Regions from separate parts of the Homo sapiens genome. Here all the other regions are linked to region 3. A link is a contact called in ENCODE Hi-C data. All regions are on one chromosome and are shown on one strand. Each heading gives the region's core, a stretch centred on a gene start or an enhancer-like site at or near the end of the contact. The rest is flanking DNA. Distances are from core to core; before and after follow the strand shown. Region 1 overlaps PALM2AKAP2 (PALM2 and AKAP2 fusion). Region 2 holds the start of ECPAS (Ecm29 proteasome adaptor and scaffold). Region 3 has its middle 140 kb from the start of MUSK. Region 4 overlaps PALM2AKAP2 (PALM2 and AKAP2 fusion). Region 5 overlaps PALM2AKAP2 (PALM2 and AKAP2 fusion).

Region 1 (4,486 bases), core at 701-3,200, 910 kb after region 3:
TTTTCCTGTCACTATAATTTGTTACCTAGCATGGGATTCATATCTAAAAAGAGGCAAAAAAAAACTTGAAACTAATTACTGGATGAAGCAAAAGATAGCTGGAACTGAACATTTCAGTTAGGATATTTGAAAACCAGTGAGATTTTGCCATCTGAAGAGAAGCCTGAGAAGCATCTGCATAATGTTCTTTCGAACATTTAAATTAAATAATTAATTATTTTTTGGAGACAGGGCCTCGCTCTGTTGTCCAGGCTGGAGTGCACTGGCATGATCATAGCTCACTGCAGACTCAAACTCCTGGACTTAAGTGATCCTCCCGCCTCAGCCTCCCGAGTAGCTGGGACGACAGGCATGTACCACCATGCTTGGCTAATTTTTGTATTTTTTGTAGAGATGAGGTCTCACTATGTTGCCCAGGCTGGTCTTGAACTCCTGGGCTCAAGCAATCTTCACGCCTCAGGCTGCCAACAAACTGGGACTACAGGCATGAGCCACTATGCCTGGCCTGAATAATGTTCTTTATTAGAGCTGCATATGACTCCACTGCACACAGGACGCACTTGGAATCTAAGTGCCACCTTCCTTAAAATATGAAGATGCCCCTTCTGACTCACCACCAGTATGAAGTCATGCTTCCTCCCTGCCAGACTCTATTAATATTTGATATGGTTTCGTTGTGTCCCCATCCAAATCTCATCTTGAATTATAGTTCCCATAATCCCCATGTGTCATGGGAGGGACCTGGTGGGGAGGTAATTGAATCATGGGAGTGGTTACCCTCATACTGTTCTCGTGATAGTGAGTTCTCATGAGATCTAATGGTTTCTTTTTCTTTTTCTTTTTCTTTTTGAGACGGAGTTTCACTCTTGTTGCCCAGGCTGGAGTGCAATGGTGTGATCTCGGCTCACTGCAACTTCCGCCTCCCAGGTTCGAGCAGTTCTCCTGCCTCAGCCTCCCAAGTAGCTGGGATTACAGGTGCCTGCCACCATGCCCAGCTAATTTTTTGTATTTTTAGTAGAGACGGGGTTTCACCATGTTGGCCAAGCTGGTCTCAAACTCCTGACCTCAAGCGATCCACCCAACTCAACCTCCTAAAGTGCTGGGATTACAGGCATGAATCACAAGGAGATTTTCCCCCCTTATGCTCAGCGCTTCTCCTTGCTGCTGCCATGTAAAGAAGGATGTGTTTGCTTCCCCTTCTGCCATGATTGTAAGTTTCCTGAAACCTCCCCAGCCATGCTAAACTGTGAGTCAATTAAACCTCCTTCCATTATAAATTACCCAGTCTCAGGTATGTCTTTATTAGCACTGTGAGAACAGACTTAAATACAATATTGTCATGGCATATGACAGCACTGACTAAAAGAAAAGCCACTCATTTACAGAATCTCCCTTCCTTCTTTAAAAGTAAGAGAAGGTAAGTATAGTTCGACCTGAAGTAGGAGGCTGAATGAGCCCTCTGACCACATTTTAACCACAGTGGATCTTACCGAATGAAAAACCAAGTTTGACTTCTGCTTTCCCAGATCAAACAAATCTCTCCAGGCTGCCTCTTCTAGCCTGACAAAAATTCTTAGGATGTCCCGAGAGAGAGCAAATCTTATTGTCGTTCCTATTTACAGATTCAGCTGGGACACTGACTGATTTTCTCCAGATTACAAGCCAAGACATCTGTGTGGCTAATATTAAAATGTCAGTACCTTTGGTTCCCATCCTTTGCTTAACAGAGCAGCCCCAAGACCAGCAGACTCCACTGCATGGAAGGCCTGAGCTGCCCCCGCAAAGTCATGTTTATGAAACAGCTGCTTTCAAGGAAACCAGTCATTCTGAGGGCACTCATTTGGAATCTGTGATTCCCTGTCATGGGCTAAGATTTGCTTTTGCATTAGTTACAGGAAAAGAATGGTGGCTTTGAAAGAACACTGGGTTTTGTGCCAGGAAAATCTGACTGGCTGTGTCATTCTGAGAGTCCTGTGGTGTGTCCCGGCCTCAGGTTCTTCACCTCTATGATGGGAAGTGGTGTGGGGATAGGCCTAGTAGAAAGACTCCAAGTTCTTTTCTAGATTCAAAGGTAAATCTTGCAGAATGGTGGCAATGACAAGATTTAAACATTTAGGGAGGCTTGGCACAGTGGCTTATGCTTGTAATCCCAGCACTCTGGGAAGCCGAGATGGGAGGATTGCTTGAGCCTAGGAGTTCAAGACCAGCCTGGGCAACAGAGCGAGGCCGTGTCTCTCTTAAAAAAACTATAGGAAAAAAAAGTGTGGTCTTGGGGCACATAGTCATCTTTGCCATTTGGCTTGCTGCAATATTGCTCAAGATTTTATGGTCATGGACAAGGGTCTGATCCCAATCCATCACAGACCAATACTAGCACTCAGCCCACGACACATGCAGCTCACCACGTGAGTGCAACGACACTCAAACTTGTCTCTACCCTATTCAGTAAGATGGGTCCATTGATCACCCATTGGGATATCATATTGCTATTAAAGTTTCTAAACACCTTACTGGCAATTTCTGTCTTTGTCACAGACTGGTAATAAACAGTTGCCTGACCAGAAGCAGTCCCTGGACCATACTTTCAATATTACTGGGTTTGGCCACTTTTCTGTAATAAAGCAAGTCCCTTATGGACTTGAGCAGGACATCACTCAGACAACTTAGATGCATTTTTGTTTGTTTGTTTGTTTTTTGAGATGGAGTCTCGCTCTGTTGCCCAGGCTGGAGTGCAATGGTGCGATCTTGGCTGACTGCAACCTCTGCCTCCTGGGTTCAAGCAGTTCTCCCTGCCTCAGCCTTCCGAATAGCTGGGATTATAGGTGCCCGCCACCATGCCCAGCTAATTTTTTGTATTTTTAGTAGAGACGGGGTTTCATCATGTTGACCAGGCTGGGCTCAAACTCCTGACCTCAGGTGATCCACCTGCCTCGGCCTCCCGAAGTGCTGGGATTACAGGCATGAGCCACCACACCCAGCCAGATGCTTCTTTTTTTTTTTTTTTTTTTTTAAATAAGCAACTGGAAAGCAGAAAAGTGAACTTTTTTCCTTCAACTTTTATTTTAAAGTCTGGGGTACACGTGCAGGATGTGCAGGTTTGTTACAGAGATGAACATGTACCATGGTGGCTTGCTGCACAGATCAACCCACCACCTAAGTGTTAGCTACTCTTCCTGATGATCTCTCTCCCCGCAGCCCCCTCGACTGGCCCCAGTGTTTGTTGTCCGCACCACGTGTCCACGTGTTCTCATCAGAAGGCTAAACATTTTTTAAAATAACTGCTGAGATGGTTGGGTACAGTCCTCATGCCTGTAATCCCAGCACTTTGGGAGGCTGAGGTAGATGGATCACTTGAGCTCAGGAGTTCAAAACTACCCTGGCCAACACGGTGAAACCCCATCTCTACGGTGTTAATACAAAAATTAGCTGGGTGTGGTGGCACACAACTGTAATCCCAGCTACTCTGGAGGCTAAGGCACGAGAGAATCACTTGAACCCAGGAGGCAGAGGTTGCAGTGAGCTAAGATCACACCAATGCATTTCAGCCTGGGCGACAGAGTGAGACTGTCTCAAAAACAAAACAAAACAAAACGAAACCCCTGCTGAGATAACTCTAGCCTCTCACGCTTTTCAACTTGGTCTGCCCACAATTGGTCTGGATTCTTGTCAAATCCATCTATCATATTGTCCTATTTCTTCTGCCTTTGGATTTGTTCTTTTTCATCCTCTACTTCAGCTGATAGGCCCAGCAGTCCTGGAATTCCTGCTGAAGGCTGGCAGGTAGGTGGTAAACAGACAGATTAGAGCTGTTCCCAGGGCAGGAAGGAACCTGACAGTTGTTGGGGAGATGGGACGCTTCTTGGCCTTGTAAGGCAGTGGCCACTGCTCTCTCAGTGCTGCACTCCTAGCCTCCCTGCCTTCCTCTGCCCTGGACTGCAAAGGTGAGGTGTACCCCTCCAAGGCACCCTTGGACCTGGATGCTTACCGGGCCCGAGTTCTGGAATGCCATGCTAATCTCAGTGCAGTGACAGCCCTCTCAGCTGTTTCTGAAAGTGGAGAGGGAGTCTGATAAAATCAAACAATTTGAGATTGTTTATATATTGTACATTGTCATATCATTCTTTTATTTTTATAATAAAAGCCAAAACCTATTGGGCACAAAGTCCAAGACAGTTCTGGGTACTCTTTGCATATCTTGACTTAATAGTCACCCCTCCCCAATAAAGTTGATCTTTATTATTATTATTATTTCTTTTTATAGAAGAAGAAACTGAAGTAGAGAGAAGCTAAAGAACTTGCCTCAAATTATACAGGCAGCAAGCAGAGATTCTGAACTTGAACCCAGCAAGTATTACGCGGATGTTCATGCCCCTAACCACTGCCTTATACCATCTCTGGATATAAATGATGGTTTCTGAACCTCATGGCAAGCTTATGGATAAACTAAGGCTGAAACATATAAATTAAATTGAAAACTATTTATTGA
Region 2 (4,329 bases), core at 158-2,657, 680 kb before region 3:
GGATGGTGGGTATGCAGTTGGGAGAAGACCTGTATACACCTCTCTATTGTTTGTAAGTAGTTCATTGTGTATTTATTTTGGAGGCAACATCAAATAAAAGAGGAGCATACATGAAAAAAGGGGTTGGTTAACTTAGTGTAGTATGAAGTTACAAACAAAAAAGGGTGATGGTAGTGCAGTGTTTTGAATTAACATGGAACAATGTGTGTGAAGGAATAATTGATCCAGAACTTTATTGTAGAAACCTGTCCCCATCAAAGCCATACATGGGGCTGTATATATATGTCCAGAGAAAAGGTCTTCTGCACACTTAACTGTAACTGTTAGTCATAATTTCTCTGCAGAGTGGGATGGTGGGGCTAGGAGGAAGGACTTTCACTTTTAATTTTATGATACTCCAAATCATTTGCATTTTTTTTTTACAAAAATTATGTATAATTTTTCTTTTTTTTTTCTTTTTGAGACGGAGTCTCGCTCTGTCCCCCAGGCTGGAGTGCAGTGGTGCGATCTCGGCTCACTGCAAGCTCCGCCTCCCGGGTTCAAGCGATTCTCCTACCTCAGCCTCCCGAGTAGTTGGGATTACAGGCGCGCGCCTCCACGCCCAGCTAATTTTTGTATTTTTTAATTAGAGACAGGGTTTCACCATGTTGGCCAGGCTGGTCTCGAACTCCTGACCTCGTGATCCACCCGCCTAAGCCTCCGAAAGAGCTGGGATTACAGGCGTGAGCCACCGCGCCCGGCCCAAGATCATGTATAATTTCTATAACAAAAACAATAAAGGAAATAAAAATGTCTTCAGTGTTGTACCTTGTACTTGGCCTATGTTACAACAGGAATGACATATATTCCATTTTTAAGACATTACTTAGGGCTTTATAGATTTCTGCTTTAAGGAATAAATGCAATTTCAATCTATTTAAGACTTGATTTCTTCTTATATAAAAAAAGTATCTGATCTTGTATCTAATTTGTTATGACAGTACCATCACTTAAAGTACAGCAATTATGCAACCCCTGAATTTGAATTTCATTTTGCAAGTGTACATGACCTCACGGACAAAGCGAAGGCAGAAAGTTAAAATCAGCATATCGAAAATAAATCACTCTAGTTACCGAAAAGAACATAGGGTATCTGAACAAAATCTCAGAGCTCACATAGGCATAGATACTTCCATGTGAACTTTAGGAATCTTGCCTTATCTAACTTTTGCAGGGCTGAGTGGACCCCCTGCTCCCGCTAGCCGTTTTGGGAGCACCAGCCACCTCCACACCAGAACTGGGCTGTCGGGGGCCGCTGCGGCGCAGGGGCTCGTCCGGGACTGAGTCAGCGCCGGGGCCGAGAAGTTCGGCGGGAGGCGCAGGGCGGGGCTTCCTCCCGCCGACTCCGAGCCCGGCTCTACTTTTCTGAGTCCACGTCTCTTCCTTTGGACAGGCGTGTTTCCCCAGGTCGGGCCCAGCCAACGTGACAGCCGCAGACCTCGGAAAAGGGCGCTCCGGCCCCGCCTCGAGGATTTCCCCCGGCCGCTAGGGCAGCCCGGGCCCGCTCGGCCCAGCCCCTCACGGACTGCGGCGCGCGGCTCCCCGGGGCCCGGCCCGCCGAACGCCTCGCTCTACAGCCCTCACCTCGCGGCGCCGAGCGCAGCGTCCGCGGCATGGAGACCGGCTCCGACTCAGGTCAGAGGCCCGCCCCCGGGCCGCGGGGGACTGGCCCTGCGCGCGCGGCGGCGCGGTTAGGCCGGGCCGCCCGCACAGGCCGCCGCGTGTCGAGTCCGCGCGGGGAGCGCACGCGGGGCGGGCGGCGACAGGTGGGCAGGACGAGCCGCGAGCGAGCGAGGGCGGGCGGGCGCGCGAGGGGCCCGGCGGGGGGGCCGCTGGGAGGATGGCTCAGCTCTTTCTAAATATAAAACCGGCGTGAGTTGGGCGAGCGCGGCGCGGAGTCGCAGAGCCGCCGCGCGGGCCTGGCGCACGGGGATTCGGCCGCACAGACGGCGGCGGCGGCAGCGGCAGCGGCTCCGCAGAGGCGCGAGGCTGCGGGAGCGCCCGAGTCGCGAGCTCGCGGGGGCAGCGAAGGGCGACGCTCGCGACGCGGAGGACGCAGGCGGCGGCGGCGGGCGGGCCTCGGGGCACAGCGCGGTCCGCGCCGAGTGAACGGAGGCGGCTCGCGGCCCCTGCCGCACCGCGAGCCGCGAGCCCCCCGGCCGCGCCCTGCCCCCCCAGCCCCTCCCTCGTTCCCTCCCCGGCGCAACATGGCTGCGGCCGCCGCCTCCGCCTCCCAGGATGAGCTGAGTAAGTGCCGCGGCCGAACCTGCGGCCGCGAGCCGGAACGGGCGCCGCGCGGTGCCGGGGGCCGGCGGCCGCATGAGGGCTGGGGCGCCAGGCCCGGTGGGCGGGCGGCGGCCGCGGCGTACGGGGAGCTGGGGAGCCCGGGCCTGGCGGACGGGCGGGGCGCGGACCGTCGCCGCTGGCGTTTGTAGGCCTCAGGTTTGCACCGTCACGTTGCGAAATTGAAACCGGAGCCCCGGGCGGAGCCACCTCTGCCCGCGATCCGCCCTGGCCCGGGGTCGGGGGAGCCCAGCCCCCTGCCCACTGAGCCTCGGCTGGCGGGAGGGCCGGAGCCCCGGGGTGACGGGCAGTGTCCGCCCGTCCCGTCTGACCCCGCCTGGCCCCGGGTCCCCGACGGCTGGTTGAGTTATAGAAATGGAGCTTTCGGGAAGGGGGAGAAGGTGCCTTTTTGTGACACTCTAGTAATCAGCCGAAAGGTCACGAATAGGCGGTGACCCTCAGATGGAGCAGGGAGGGCGGAGAGGGTCGCCGGTCGAACCGCAGGAGAAACCACGGGGTGACAGCGCTTTCAGAAAGGAGAGTTAGTGCCCCCTCGATCGTACGCGGTGCAGCCTTCCCGGGGACGGCGGTCCCTGTCTGGGGAGAGCGGTGGTCACCCTGAATCCCAGGCCGCCCCGCCCGCCGCCGGGGTTCGCCTCAATGCTTTGTGGGAAGTGTAGTTCCGGGGCGCCGCGGACCCACGCTGGGGTCATAAATACCGAAGTTTCATAGGACATAGGACATGTGAGATAATTTCTGATTGCGTTTTGAGTGTTCTCCCCCCCAAGGGTTTTCTTTCTTTCCCTTTTTTTTTTTCTCCCAATGCTGCCCTTCAGTTTATGGCAAAAACAAGAAAGGTGTTATTTGAAGATGATGTGGGTTTTAAATGGAATAAAGCATGGGTGAGGTGTTGCAAGCTTTATGAAGCTTACGTTGTTAAAGCCGCTTCTGAATTTCCATATGAAAGTAGTTATACACGTAATGTATGTTTTTCTGGTGCTTGTCAGTTTAAAGCCACTTTTATATACATGATCTCACTTTTGCCCTCATAGCAACCTTGTGAGGCAGATAGGTAGGAATTATCCTTGTTTTAAAGAGGAGGCAGGTTTGGAGAGATTAAGTTCCTTGCTGCTTTGACACAGAACTGGTGGAGCAGGAGTACTGTTTGCTTTTTTTGAAGCTGAAGTAAACACTTGGTGTGATCCTGAGCAGATTGGAGAGTCGGAGGAGACAAGGTCTCATGGTGCGATTAGAGAGAGAAGCGGGCTACAGATTGCTCTTCTGTCGGTTCCACGTGGAAGCACCACCAGGCCTTCTGAGATCAGTTCCATGTTTTGTTTTAATTGGAAGAAAAGTACACATACCATAAAATTTCCCGTCCTAGCCATTTTTTAAGTGTACAGTTCAGTGGGATTGAGTACATTCACACTGTTGTGTAATCATCACCACCATCCATTTCCAGAACTCTTCGTCTTGTAAAACGGAAACTTGATACCCATTAAACAACAAATCCTCATTCCCTCCTCCCTTCGGCCCCTGGCGACCATCATTGTACTTTCTGTCCCTGTGATTTTGAGTATTCTTCCTACCTCGTGTGAATGGAATCATACAGAATTTGTGACTGGTTTTATCTTTATTTAGCATAATGTCCTCAAGGTTCATCCATGTTGTTGCGTGTGTCAGAATTTCTTTTCCTTTTAAAGGTTGAATGATATTCCCTTGTATGTATATATCACATTTCCTTGTCCATCTATCTGTCTATGGACACTTGGGTTGCTTCCACATTTTAGCTATTGGGAATAATGCTGTTGTGAACATGGGTGTACAGATACCCCTTTGAGACCTTGCTTTCAGTTCTTTTGGGTACATACCCAGAAATGTAATTGCTGGATCATGTGATAGTTCTAGTTTTAAATTTTTAAGGAACCACTGTACTGTTTTCTTTTTTCTTTTTTTTTTCTTGAGACCAAGTCTTGCTCTGTCGCCCAGACTGGAGTGCAGTGGCGC
Region 3 (4,641 bases), core at 1,480-3,979:
GGTAGATCTAGAACATACATTGTAACAGGATTCCCAAGAAAAACTAGACTGTTCCAGGATCCACACTCAGTCCAGGTGGAGAACAATCAGTAGAAGACAAACAGTAGAACATACTTGACAATTCACAAACTGCCCAAAAACAGCTGGTAAAAAATCTGAAAAGCAAACAATATCTGCAGGAATTTAAAAGAAAAATCAAATTTAAACAGGGAGCTAAAGTTTCTCAGTTATCAAACTGGCTAAGAATTAAATTTGATGACATGCTAAATTAGCTGAAGTATCAGAAATAAGCACTTTCAAACATTGCTATTGGTTGTGTAAATTGTTGCAAGATTTCTGGAGGGTAATTTTGTAACATATATTAAAATTCCTAAAAAGGTTTATTGCATCTGACCTAATTATGTTAGTTCTATTGCTGTATCTGCAGGAAATAGTAAAAAGATCTGTGTAATGATTTAGCTATAGTATGTCAGTTTTCTATATAATTGCAAAAAATTAGACACAATTATATTAGCAAAGTCCTTGGAAGTATTTACTGTGTATTAGGTACCTTTCTAAGCCTTTTCTACTTATTAAATCATTTAATCTTTCCAATAACCTATGAGCTTGGTGCTATTCTTATTCTCTTTTCATAAATGAGGAAAATTGAACACAAAGGGGTTAAGTAAATTGCTAGGATTTGACAGGCAGCAGACTCAGCCCTGAGTCCATATATTTCAACACTCCATCTGCTGCCTGTCTTGATAACACTTACGCAACCTCCATATACATTTGATAACATGTATGCAACATCTAATGATTTATTATGTCATCACCAAAATAATGCACACATTGATATTTAAAATATAAAAAAGTTCTAAATTTATTGTTAATGGAAAGCTGTTAGGTTAGTAAATAATACAAAACAATCTTAGAAAAAAAATCTAAGTGTAGATTTTTGAAGTGTAGAATATTTATGTCAAACAATTAATGATTTTTCCTTTAGGGCTGTGTTGTTCTGGAATCATCTTCTAGTTTCTGTTGTGAATATAATGTATTACCTGTTAATGCTAAGTTTGGCCAAGTGCCAGATAAATTCACAGTTATTGCAATAAGAAAATAGATCTTTCATAAGAATAACTAAATTTTCTCAGAGTTCTCTGAAATTGGATGAGTAGATACCTACTTTCTTCCAAAATTGTCTCAAGTATACAAAAATTAAAAACTAGTTTCATATAGCTTTGCAAAGCTTATTAGAAAGAGGTTGACAGTTATAGAAACAGAGATAAAGATGTTTTCCCTAAAATATTTGAGGTTTATTATTTAAAAATGTCTTAAAAATTATGTCTCCAAATTGCTTGAACCTGGGAGGCAGAGTTCTGGTGAGCCAAGATCACGCCACTGCGCTCCAGCCCAGGCAACAGAGCAAGACTCTGTCTCAAAAAAAAAAAAAAAAAAAAAAAGTGTCTCCTTGATTTCTCAAATAATTGAGAAATTATTTGAGAAATGAATGAGAAATAAATAAGAGTTGATCTACCATTTGATACAGCAATCCCATTTCCTTTGGTATACACTTAAAGGAAAATCAATCATTCTGCCAAAAGGCACATTGTACCCATACGTTCATTGCAGCACTATCCACAATAGCAATGATGTGGAATCAACATAGTTGCCTATCAATGGTTGATTGGATAAAGTAAATGTGATACATATACACCATGGAATACTATGCAGCCAAAAAGAACAAAATCATGTCCTTTGCAGCAAAATGGACACAGAAACAGAAAAGTAAATACTAAATGTCCTCAAGTATAAGTGGGAGTTAAACATTGAGTACACATGGACATAAAGATGGGAACAAAAGACACTGGGGAATACAAGAAGGGGGAGGTCTCTGAAGAAGGGAGGCAAGGGTTGAAAAACTATCTATTGGGTACTATGCTTACAACCCGGGTGACAGGTTTAGTTGTACTGAAAACATCAGCACTACACAACATGTCCACATAACACACTCGCCCATGTACTCCCTGAATCTAGAATGAAAGTTGAAGAAAAAAAAGGAATATAATACCCTCTGCCTCCAAAAAAAAAAAAAAAATGTGTTTCCTCAGGCATTTCCTGGTCATCTTTGCTTTGTTCTTAGAAATGAAATTTATTTGTGGTTTTTTGCTCTCTCAGTGTCACTCCTCTGTAAGTCTTTCTCTCATCTTTGATCAGTTTATTTTTTCTTACCTGTCACTTCTGAGGGTACTCTGGGAATGGGCTAAAATTAGGGCAGCTGCTTTTTTAGGTTGCCATAAACAAAGCAACTGAGTGATGTCAGGCAGAATGATGCTGAGAGTCTCCTGAGAAGGTGATCTGAGTCAGAAAGTGACTTAAACGAGTGAAGAGAAGATAAATACATAATACTAATGGACTGTCTTAAGATTCTTAAATATAATGCATCCAAATAATTTTAAAAATCAAGATAGCAGAAGAAGAGGTGACTTTAAATTATGTTTCATCCATACTTGAGTAAAGCATCAATTGAAATAAGAAGGAGCATCACACTAACCACCACGGTGTCAACATGGCTAAAAAAGAAAGTCAGAAAGCAGTGTCATGCCAACACTTCTAATTTTAATCACAGCTCTAAATGGTCAAGAACACACCCAGAAAATGATAGTGTGTATCTAAGTCTGGGTTTTTTTGTGGTTAACATCTCTCTGACGTAACCTTAGATACTACAGGTGGTTTCTCTTCTTATGGGCAAAATGCTATATACGGTGTGTACTTTCCAGAGACTGTGGTTTGAAAGAGCAATGCTGGCCAGTTGCATAATTACAGGTCTGACGATGAAGGTTGTAAGAAAAACTAACCCTGTTGAATCTCTTAGAAGTTTTTAATTAAGAGGGATTCTGTAAAGAAGACATGTAACGGCTTACAGGTAAAGGCTTACCTTGATTTTGCTTCATTCAGAGGACATGACCTCTTAGAAGGCAAGGTAAACATCTAGACACACATAAATCTTTGTTTGTAATGATAAGAAATGTACTGGCAAATATATCAGACCCCCACACCTATGGGTCTTTCCTGTTGATGTAGTTTCTGACCTTCCAATATGTAATGACTCAGTACTGAAGGCCAAGTGCGAGTGGTGAGTGGTTTCTCTGGTGATCTATACCAAAATAAGGGCTTATAAGTGTTCTATCTTGGTGGCTGTGCTACTGAAATAGATCTGAAACAAGTAAAAGAATAGTTACCTGAAATACACTTGCTATAAAGCTTTGACTCCACTCTAACCGGGATACCTCTTCACAATAAAGAACACTATGGTTAAAATGATGGAATGAGCACCATATCGAGTTCTCCTCTCCCAGATTCTCATGGAGTGACACATAGACCACGCAGAAAAGGAAACAGTCAATCGTGCTGCAAATCAGGAATGGGTAACAGATAAATGCAACCCATTTGCAGCTGGGGAATTTCTGCCAGCTGTAATGGGAATGGGCAAGGGTATTGAGAGCTATTAAAATGGATACAATCTACCCTCTTTAGAATGAGTACGTAAGTCAGCAGCACTAGGACACTGCAAGTGTGTATTTGCACTGGAGAGGCTCTGAGACTCCTCCTCGGTATCAAGGCAACACCAAGCTCCATAGCAGTTTTCAGCTTTGCTCCTAGATCAAGCAGAAAGCCTAGTCCTGAGGAGGAGAATCTAAAGCTATCATCTATAACACACAGTTAGAAATGTGAGTGTAAAGTTGGGGAGAGAGGTTTGAACTAAAAATAAAAAAATCTCAGCATACAGATGGCATTTATAGCCTTGCAACCAGAAGAGATCACTAGGGATGAATACAGATAAAAGGGAGATGTCATCCAAGGATTGAGGTGTGGGCTGTTCCAACATTAAGAAACAGGAAAAGAAGGAAAAAAGAAATCTGGAGGCAAACAAGACGAAGGAGTGAACCGATAACTCCTAAACTATTTCAACTATTCCAGAGAGGACTCTTGATGAACATGGTAGTAAGAGGCTTTTCTTTTCCCCTCAAGATTTCCCCAATATGACAGTAAATGTATATGAATAAGAATCAATCTATGTACATGCTGAAACCAATCCAAGTGCCATCACTTTGACAAATATTCAAAAAGCGGAAAGTATCTTAGTGTTCTTATCCATGGGTAAGACAAGGCACAGGAAAAACTAAATTGCAGCTTTTGCAATACACACAAGCCAAGCGTGAGGGGAGGGGAGATGTGATTTCACATGTATAAAGTCTCCATGCTCTGAGTCAGCAAATACAGAGACAGGGGTGGGCTGTGGGTTGTCAATCAGGATGGTCGACTAGAAGATTGTGTATAGAGCAGGTGGGCCAAGAGGCCTCATGTCTATCCCTGTAAACTGCTATCTGAATAGATCAATTTGCCTGAGAGGTCGTTGGTGTGGGTTTGAAGGGTCCTAGGTGTGAGGCAATACAGAAAATGGGGAGAATATCATACTCTTTTGGGTAATGGAAGCAGTGAAAGAATAGCAAGTAGCTCTCCCTGGGAGTGAAATACGTCAAAATATTGTATCTCAGAGTACAGTCTTCCATCACTTTGGAACTGTGGGGATTCTGACTCAGGCTGCCTATACTTCCCTATGAGCCACATAATCAGAGCCCAGAGGTAGCCATCCCACGG
Region 4 (4,686 bases), core at 750-3,249, 900 kb after region 3:
TTAATTGCTCTCCAGAAACATGAAGTCCTTGAACTGTCCTCCACCCAACGATTATTTCACACCTTCTTGAACTTCTCCACACATGGGGAGCTCACCACCTCCCATGGCAAGCCAATCCCTCTTGGGACACTTAGGCCCATCGTAATGCCCACTCACAGATTTAAGCAATGTATCCCTCCCTATATCTTTCATTATCTGAGTTCCATCCCTTGAAAGGGCAGAGATCAAGTTTAGTAAACATCATGAATTATAAAGGCTCCACTCTGGGAAATGGGAAGATCTGGGGCAAACAAAACTTATTTTCCATGGTGGAGTACAGATACAAAGAGGTCCAGCAGTAGGAGGTGGTAGAAAGAGCAGAAAAGGAAAGGAGTAGAAAAACCAAGGGGAAAGAGGACTCCTGGGACCCTTCATGCAGTGAACTCAGCACCAACTAAAAGAGGAGGCAAGAGAAGCAGTAAAGAAGTGCTCACAAAATTCTCAGGACCCTATGAACACTTCTGAAAAAGGCTTACGCAAGACCAGCATATTCCTGACGATGGGCTGAGCCTTTATGAAATAACTCACTATTGAGAGACATAGACTAGGGTTACGCCCTACCCTATAGCCAAACACATTGCTACTCAGTTGACATGGGTTTGAATCTCAGTAACTACTCTCCGAATAAAAGGAGATGCTGACCAACTGGCTTAAGGTGCTTAATTCAGACCTGTTCTCTTCTCTGGAACTGCAGTTTCATAGTTGAGCAGTCAAGTGGGGTGCCTGTCTGGCCAACCTGCCAAAACAAGAACCTCAGAAGAAGTGTTTGCTGCTCAGAGGAGAGGAAAGCTGCCCACATGTTTATGAATTCAGCACAAGTAAAAGTGGAAAGGGGACTGCTAAGTTGCTCAATTTCCATCCTCCCCTTCTCTCAAAGCAATGTCATTCCTGTGGCTGAGCTGGGCATATGGCCACACAGAGTAAAGGCCACATCTCTCAGCATCCTTTGTAGCCACATGCTCTGGCCAAAGGCATGTAAGTGAAAGTGCTATATGTCAGCTCCTAGAATCTTCTTTAGCCCTTTCTTCTCCAGTTCTTTCTTCATCCTTTGCCTGAAATGCACATGTATGCAGCTGAGGCACAAACTGCCATCTTGGTCACTGTTGACAAGGATCAGTCTTTAGGGTTAAAGTGGAACAGGTCTGGGTCCCTAAGGAATTCACAGGGCACAGCCACCAAACAGCTCTTAACTGCATGCCTGTGGATGTTTACATAACTGCAGACCTGTGGATTTTTATTGAAGGGAGAAATAAGCATCTTGGCCGGGCGCGGTGGTTCACGCCTGTAATCCCAGCATTTTGGGAGGCCGAGGTGGGTGGATCACGAGGTCAGGAGATCAAGACCATCCTGGCTAACATGGTGAAACCCCATCTCTACTAAAAATACAAAAAATTAGCTGGGCGTAGTGGCGGGCGCCTGTAGTCCCAGCAACTCGGGAGGCTGAGGCAGGAGAATGGCATGAACCCAGGAGGCGGAGCTTGCAGTGAGCCGAGATTGCGCCACTGCACTCCAGCCTGGGCAACAGAGCCAGACTCCGTCTCAAAAAAAAAAAAAAAAAAAGAAATAAGCATCTTGTTTAAGCCACTGTTATTGTGGGTCTCTGTTCCTTGCATCCACATGGAATCCTAATTAATACAAGACACTTACCACATATTGTTGAATTTGAAGGAATGCTCTTAGAATTGTGCTGAGAATTAGGGATCACAGCTAATCAGAGCTTAGAGTCTTATCCATGACTCAGCAGCAGAAGAAAAAAAAATGAGCAATTGCAAGGTTGTGAATTCATTACTGCTAATCAACGCCTGTAAATGGGGTTGGCTGGAACTGTGCTTTGCCCCCCTTCTACTCCCCAAATCTCTGCCACATCCAAAGTCTCAGCAGAGAAGTTTCTACTCCTTGCACAATTATAATCACCCATGTCTTAGCATCTCTTTGGTGCGCTATTTGTGTCCGTCTGGCTTCCTGCCAGAGCCTTTGCCAGCTGAATTATATCAGAAAGAGCCAAGACATGCCTAAGTATACATTTTAAACACCTTTCCAGCCTTGCAGTGCAGCGAGCTGATCGCTCCTATAAATAAGACTTAACAACATAGAGCTCACCCATGACCTTGAAGTTTCAGTTATGTGGTGGGAAGAGAAGACTGATCACATGTGGTTCAGAAGTGAGTGTGGGGACAGGGGCTAAGGTGGCAGGCAGCTGAAAATTTTGCCTGCCCAGGGTCCCTCTGCCCTTTTCTTTTAGGAACAACATCCAGCTCCTCCACTGGGAAAAAAGTCTCTCTAGGGTTCCTTGTAGATTTGGTGAAACTATTGGTCAGAAGGCTCACATCCCTGGCCAAGGAGTAGAAACATATCTAAGCTAGGCCAACTGAACTCTTGCCCAAAGATCTTTGTCTTGAGAGAAGTGACTCAAAGAATAAAAACTAATCGGGGGTGAATTCGTCCCATGGTAAAACTCTGAAGAGACCACTTCATTAGTTCCTGCTGCCTGGAATTCCAGATCTGTCTGAGATGTGATTATCTGACCCCTTCTTCCATCCTAAGAATATTTAACCTCATCGATCTATCTATCTTATCTGTCTGTCTGTCTGTCTATCTATCTATCTATCTAATCTAGCTCTCTAGCAATCTATCTGTCCTATCTATCATCTATCTTAATACCTCCATTTCAATATTCTAGGTAGAACACTGGGAAGAATATTGTTTTCATGCAAATCAATGCTACAAAATTCATTTTCCACATTTCAGGAAGACAGCGCATTTGTTTCTATGGCACTCCACAAATATTTATCCTTTGTGACTCAATTTGTAAGGAAACAGCTTCCTTTTATTTAGATGAGTCTATCTGGAGTCACGGCAGATCATTTGGTATTTTAATATGAAAACATGTTAATGGCCCTTAAGTAAACAGAGGATTTCCACTTTTCCTTATGAAAGAACAGGGCCTTCCTTGACTGTAAGGTGTCAGTGGAAACTCAAGCCCATTTCCTCCTCTTTTTTTTTTTTCCTCACGTCATCCCTGAGACAGAAATATGGCAGAGAAGACAAGGGTCCCTTTAAGAATTCCAAAGGTCCAGCTCACATCCTTTCCTGGTGGCTCCCTCTCACCTCCTTCCCAAACCCCATCAAACTTCTTCGGCTGGAAGTTCACACCCTCCATGTTCTGCTCCCACCCCTTTCCAGCCTTATGCCTTCCTGTCTTCAGCCAAGACCTCAAACTGCTCCTGACAAAGCCAGGAAGGACTCCCCACTCTCAACTCCATTGTCTGAAAACAGATATCATAATAAAAGCCCAAATCAAATTACATCTCTTTAGGAATGTTTTCCATAATTCCCCCAGCCCCCCAACCCAGCCTGGTATGTTCATTCATTCTGATTCTCCACAGCATTTCTAACTTTTGGTACACTCTGCCTTGTATTAGAGTGTTAAAAATATATTTATCCTTCCCAACCCTATCTATACCTTCTCCCAAGTGCAGGCTTATTAAGAGATAGGACTATATATTTTGTGTTACTGTACCTCACATTCTTCCCTGTACATACAGATGCTCAATAAATATTTGTTGAGTGCATAAAAAGCAAAGCTACCCAAGAACATGCTTCTAAAGGATTCTATAGTGAATGTAACTTGGAGATGGTGATAGTAAATGTAATTTTTAAAATCTTGGCTTGGTTTTTCTACTTTCCCCTCAAATATACAAATTTAGATATTCAGTGAGAAAAAAGAACAATATTGGACTGATTTATATCTTGATCTAAGTATACAGCTGGGACATGGCAGCACTTTTCATTATTGATGGTGATGTAATCATATTGAAGCCCAAATACAAATAAATGAAAATTTCTCTCTCCATAAGTGTGCTTCAGCCCATGGAGACACCAGCTTTTCTCTCCTTTTCATGTGTATTTACTCCATCTGGAATCACATGACTCACACTATCAGAATCTGTGCAAGTGGATTTCCGTGTAGGAAATCATTTCCAGGCTTGAGCTGAGCACTGATTTCTTTGTTGTGATTCTTATTTGAGTCTGTTTCATCAGAAATAAAGAGTTTTGATTACAGGAAAGTGAGATTATTTCATTTCAAAGCAGTACTTTTCTCAATAGCTTAAACCCCCTCCTTTTCCCCCTAAAAATGTCCCTTTTTTCTAGGAAGAGAAAAAGTCCCATCCAGCCACACCTTCTGACCTCCAGCCTCTGACTCAGACTGTCTGTTGAAGGCCAGCGCCTCCACCCCTGCACCTGAGCTTGTGCAGACTGATCTGGGAGGATACCCCATTAACTATCCCCTCTCCCCTGTGTCTTCACCTCTCTCCAAGATGCCTCCTTCCTGCTAGTCAATAAACAAGAATTATCTCTTTCCATACTAAAAATAAGTGAACTTCTCTTGACCCTGCATCCTGTTCTAGTTGCTGCTGAATCCCTCTTCCAGACTTCCCCAAGGCCAGTCATCTCTTACTGCCTCAACATCCTCACATCCTGACCCCTCCTCAGCCTCAGTCCCTCTGCACTCACCGCCCTGCTGCGTCTGCTCCTAGTCAAGTCCATGCCTCAGCCTCAGTCCCTCTGCCCTCACCGCCCTGCTGCATCTGCTTTTAGTCAAGTCCATGCCTCAGCCTCAGTCCCTCTGCCCTCATGCCCTGCTGC
Region 5 (4,750 bases), core at 563-3,062, 840 kb after region 3:
TTTGCATGACCTTGGGTGGGAGAGAGCCCCGTGAACGACTGAGTTTGAACTGCCTGCCAGACCAGCAGCCTTGGGGTACAGAGTCTGATATCACTTGATTTAAAGAAAACAAAGTGGCACTTCTTGCATAAGTGTGTGGACCAAGACTGATACTGCTACCCTTTGTGGGTGATATTCAGGAGACAGAGTGAATGAGAAAGATGCTGGAAGGTTAGGACAGAGCGGGAGACTGTTTCAGGCGAGAGGAGACTCACAGTGGCTGAGTGAGGAAGCACAAGGTGTGGGGAGAGCCACAGGCTGTCTGTCCTATTTGGCCCAGACCAGCAGCTGTGGAGCTGCTGAGCTTTTGCAAACCCTGTTCCTTCTTTCTGGAATACTCTTGGCATGGCTGCCTTCCTCATCTTTCAGATGTCAGCTGAAATGTCCTGTCTTCAGAGGGTCCTTTCTGGGAGTCGTGTGTGTGTGTGTGTGTGTGTGTGCACGCACATTTGTAGAGGTGCAGGAAAAGACTGTCAGATCAGAGGGTCTTGCATTTTACATTCCTGCAGCTGTTCTGTTCAGTTGCTTTCTAGTCAGTTTTTTTCTTAGTCTCTAAATTACCACAGTCTCTCTGTCTGTGTCACACTCCACAGTTTTATAGCCCGGAGAGGAACTGGGTCTGGGGTCACTCCCTGGAATCTGAGGATCATGTTCTGTCACTGGAAGAAATCCTGAGATTCTTCTAATGAAGACAGAGGGCTGACATAGCCAGCCTTTCCAGGGGTCTTAGTGGCAGACTTACTGGGAGTTTTGAAGTGAAATGTAGCTGCCCTGAAAATCGCGCTGAAAATCGCGGCTGGACTCCTTAGGGCTTCCCCCCACAATTCCTGTGCATTGATTTCACATGGAGTCCCCAGAAATTTGGGGGACTGGGAGCTGGGTACAAGTGGTAGATGCTGAAGGCTAACACAAAATCAGGGCCTCTTTCAGAAACCCAGGTTTCCCACCTCCCTTTGTAGGGTGCAATGAAACCCAACAGAGTGGCCAGAGACAGGGACTTTTGTCTTGGGAGAGTACTGTTTCCTGTTGATGATATAGCTAGACGTCTTCGGAGAAAACCTTTCACTGAGAGATCTAGTCGCTTCTGCTCTCAGTTTGGGCTATAAACAGGAAATAGAGAGAGCTGCTTAGAAATGAGATATCATTATAATCAAAATAGCTCTTGTTGATTTTTGCTTTCTCCTGGAATTCCAGTTTCCATTTAGTGGAAGAAGGAGGTTTCCCAGCAGATCCAGGCCTTCCACAGCCTATGGGGTACGCGAGGGCCTCAAGTTGCAAAGCAGGCAGGCCAGACCCCCAGGGCCATGGTGGCCTCTGAGCAAATGCAGGAGTCCCTCTCCCTGGGAGAAGTGCCAGAGAGGACTGTTCTGGGAGAGATTTCCAGAATTCCAGTATCCTTTCTTCTTCAGACCACACAGCCTCAGTCCTAAATCCTTTACCATTCATTCATTCATTCATTTATTCATTCCCTCATCAAACAAACATTGTTTGGGTCACTTTTGTGTGCCAAGCACTGTGGTAGACACCAGAACTATTGCAGAGAAAAAGACCAAGTCCTTGCTTTCAAGAAGCTTATGATCTGGTGTGAGAGATAGATACTCAGATACTCACACACCATCCTGCCTGTTGGAGAATAACTTCAAGTGGTCTTCATGGTACCCCAAACCCACAAATTTAAACACAACAAAGTCAACTTTCCCTGGTTGACTCATCCACCACTTTCTGTTCCTCCCAGAGCTTCCTTAAGCAGGCCATTGTGGTGGTTTTGAGACATGTCTAAAAATTCTTTGACACTTCTCCCTTCAAGACATGGAGTCTCAGCCAAGTGCGGTGGCTCACGCCTGTAACCCCAACACTTTGGGAGGCCAAGGCGGGCAGATCACCTGAATTCAGGAGTTTGAGACCAGCGTGGCCAATATGGTGAAATCCCATCTCCACTAAAAATACAAAAATTAGCTGGGTGTGGTGGCGCCTGCCTGTAGTCACAGCTACTCGGGAGTCTGAGGCACAAGAATCACTTGAACCCAGCAAGTGGAGGTTGCAGTGAGCCAAGATCGTGCCACTGCACTCTAGCCTGGGCAACAGAATGAAACTCTGTCTCAAAAAAAAAAAAAAAAGACACGGAGTCTCACTGCGCTACCCTTGCATATGGGCTGGCCTTAGTGCCTTGCTTCTAATACATAGAAGGTGGCAGAAGCGATGCTGTGAGACTTGGAGGCTGGGCAAGAAAAGGTAATACATCTTCTGCCTGGTTCTCTGTCTTGAGATACAGCTGCTGAGCTGTGAAGAGCCCCTTGCCACATGGAGATGCCCTGGGGAGATGTTCTCGCTGACAGCCCCAGCTGAGGTCCCAACAGCCAGCCAGCATCTACCACCGGACACGAGGGGGAGGAAGCCTTCAGGATGACTCTTGACTCTTGCCCCAGCTACATCTAACCACCAGCTTGTGACAGATCCCAAGAACTACATAGCTGAACTGCAAGAGATAATAATAACAACAACAGCATAGAACATAAATCATTTTCGTTTTAGCTTCTAGGTTTGGATGATTTGTTATGTGGCAAAAGACAACCAGAACAATCCTAGAAACACCGTGATGGAACTCCGTTCCTTAACAACTTTGCTACTCAAGGAGTGGCCGGCAGACCCGCGGCACCAGACCACCTGGGAGCTTGCTACAAACACAGACCATTGAGTACCGCCTGAGACCTACTGAACCAGAACCTGCATTTTCACAAGACTGCCAAACATTTCACATGCATGTTAAGCTTTAAGAAGCACTGCTTAGCAAGACTGTTTTGAAAGTACATTATTTTAAGGTCATGCTTTAAAATATTCAAACACCAAAAAATAACGTAACAGACACCAACGTACCAACCATCCAGATTTAAAAGATAAAAAATAGCAAGCATATATTCTGTGCTGAATACTATTGTAAGATCTTTACAAATATTGACTCCTTTAACCTTCATGACAGCCTTGTGAGAGAGGCACTACTTTGTCATTCATTGTTATGTGATAGAGGAAGAAACAGGACAGAAAGATTAAGTCATTCACTCAAGGTCACACAAGCTCATAAGCAGCAGTACTGGTATTAGAACATTAGCAGTACTAAATGCAGGGTACCTGGCTCCAGGGTTGAGCTATTCTGCTAAACATTTAACACTTTGCCACCTCTTCCTTGATATCTTAAGTCTATCAAGGCTCTTCTGAAATTAGTCTCCATCTCTCCCTTTTCTTTTGCACAGCCACCATCCTAGTTTAGTCTAGGACTTGTGCAACACTGCCCTGGCTGCCTTGAACCTCTGGTATGGCACCATTCAATCCATTTTCTACGATGCCCCAGATTGATCTTTCTGCCGACACTGATCTTTTCATCCTCCCTGCCCAGATAGTTTTAGTGCCTCTGCTCTGCCTGGCACCTAAACAGGTCAACTTGGACTCCAAGTCCCTTGAAACCCCATCCCAAATCTAGTCTCCAACAAAAAACAAAACAGATCACAACATCATCACCGGGTCCCCATCACCACACACAGGAGCTTCATGGTTTGCTTACACATTTCCTCCTGGCTGGGTTGCCTTTTCCCTTGCCTGGTCCTACAAACTCCATCTCAAATCCCACCTCCTTGGCAAATCCTTCGTTGACTACTTTTAGTTTAAAGTATGAACTCCCACTTCTGAACTCAGTAACACTTAGAAACATCTTAATATCTCTTTTTAGCTCTTTTTTTTCCCCCTGAGTATCTTCAATGGCCAGGTACTGCACGAGGCATTTATTTTTTTATTGTGGTAAAACATACATAATACCATTTACCACTTTAAGTTTACAGTTCGATAGCATTAAGTACATTCACACTGTTGTGCAACCATCACCGCCAGCCATTTCCAGAACTTTTTCATCATCCCAAACTGAAATTCTGTACCCATTAAACAATAACTCTCCTTTCTTCTCTCCCCCAGGTCCTCTGGTAACCTTTCTGTCACTACGAATTTGACTAGTCTAGATATCTCATGTAAGTGGAATAATACAATATTTGTCCTTTTCTCTCTGGCTTGTTTAACTTAGCACTATGTTTCATGGTCCATCCATGTTGTGACATATATCAAAATTTCATTCCTTTTATGGCTGAATAATATTCCATTGTAGGGATATATCACATTTTGTTTATCCATTCATCTGTGGATGGACACTTGGGGTTTTTTCCGTCTTTTGGCTATTGGAAATAATGCTGCTGTGAGCATTGGTATACAAATATCTGTTCGAGTCCTTGCTCTCAATTCTTTTGTGCATGAGGCATTTTAAACTTTATTCTCCATACAAATCTATCGTAGGGATTATTAGTCCCACTTCATAGGAAAAAGAGGTTCAGAGAAGTTAAGTGACTTTTCCAGGGCCATGTGTCTAGGGCTTATAAATACTGTTTTCCTGAGGATTCTGCTTTTACTAATAAACATTTTATTTTCTAGAAGAGATGAGTATCTAACTTAATAAGGATTCCATAATTCAAGGTTCTATGTGTTATCTCTGTCAATGTTGATGGTAATGACAATGGCAAGAAACAGATGAAAGATGACACATCCTTGTGTCCAGCAAAGGTGAGGAGGGAGACATTTTCTTCCCTTCCAGCATGAATCTAGATTCTAAGTGTCTGGATGAGCTAATTAGGTCCTGAACATATCCTTGACTTGAAAATCTGTAACTGTAACACCC

The links. Hi-C counts contacts between places; a loop is a spot of excess contacts on that map. Pooled maps may share reads with other maps.
Region 1: a map with no recorded cell type shows a loop between it and region 3 (8-fold over the local background). The contact joins two enhancer-like sites. A Hi-C loop is called at or near these places in 5 of 37 single-sample maps with no recorded cell type and 2 of 50 pooled maps.
Region 2: a loop to region 3 is called in a map with no recorded cell type, with 21 times the contacts of the local background. The contact joins the promoter of ECPAS here to the enhancer-like site in region 3. A Hi-C loop is called at or near these places in 13 of 37 single-sample maps with no recorded cell type and 5 of 50 pooled maps.
Region 4: a loop to region 3 is called in a map with no recorded cell type, with 8 times the contacts of the local background. The contact joins two enhancer-like sites. A Hi-C loop is called at or near these places in 7 of 37 single-sample maps with no recorded cell type and 3 of 50 pooled maps.
Region 5: a loop to region 3 is called in a map with no recorded cell type, with 16 times the contacts of the local background. The contact joins two enhancer-like sites. A Hi-C loop is called at or near these places in 8 of 37 single-sample maps with no recorded cell type and 5 of 50 pooled maps.

What each region holds. Positions count from the first base shown.
Region 1 is chr9:109,892,549-109,897,034 of GRCh38, reverse strand. The region is part of intron 3 of PALM2AKAP2 (PALM2 and AKAP2 fusion); the gene reads right to left. Among named protein-coding and RNA genes, the nearest start is that of PALM2AKAP2, 110 kb to the right of the region's middle. RefSeq lists an enhancer at 3,337-3,496. Within about 2 kb of position 1,950, at least 2 of the 41 ENCODE cell types and tissues checked have a DNase peak (open chromatin) inside an H3K27ac peak, as active enhancers do.
Region 2 is chr9:111,481,461-111,485,789 of GRCh38, reverse strand. ECPAS (Ecm29 proteasome adaptor and scaffold) reads left to right here and starts at 1,407. Exons shown (of 50, transcript NM_001364929.1): 1 at 1,407-1,674. RefSeq lists silencers at 1,308-1,847, 1,968-2,087, 2,358-2,777.
Region 3 is chr9:110,806,884-110,811,524 of GRCh38, reverse strand. No RefSeq gene overlaps it. Among named protein-coding and RNA genes, the nearest start is that of MUSK, 140 kb to the right of the region's middle. RefSeq lists an enhancer at 2,753-2,802. Within about 2 kb of position 2,729, at least 2 of the 41 ENCODE cell types and tissues checked have a DNase peak (open chromatin) inside an H3K27ac peak, as active enhancers do.
Region 4 is chr9:109,910,669-109,915,354 of GRCh38, reverse strand. All of the region lies in intron 3 of PALM2AKAP2 (PALM2 and AKAP2 fusion), which reads right to left. Among named protein-coding and RNA genes, the nearest start is that of PALM2AKAP2, 130 kb to the right of the region's middle. Within about 2 kb of position 1,999, at least 13 of the 41 ENCODE cell types and tissues checked have a DNase peak (open chromatin) inside an H3K27ac peak, as active enhancers do.
Region 5 is chr9:109,964,818-109,969,567 of GRCh38, reverse strand. The region is part of intron 6 of PALM2AKAP2 (PALM2 and AKAP2 fusion); the gene reads right to left. Among named protein-coding and RNA genes, the nearest start is that of PALM2AKAP2, 190 kb to the right of the region's middle. RefSeq lists enhancers at 1,351-1,420, 1,811-1,930, 1,941-1,990, 2,671-2,770. Within about 2 kb of position 1,812, at least 9 of the 41 ENCODE cell types and tissues checked have a DNase peak (open chromatin) inside an H3K27ac peak, as active enhancers do.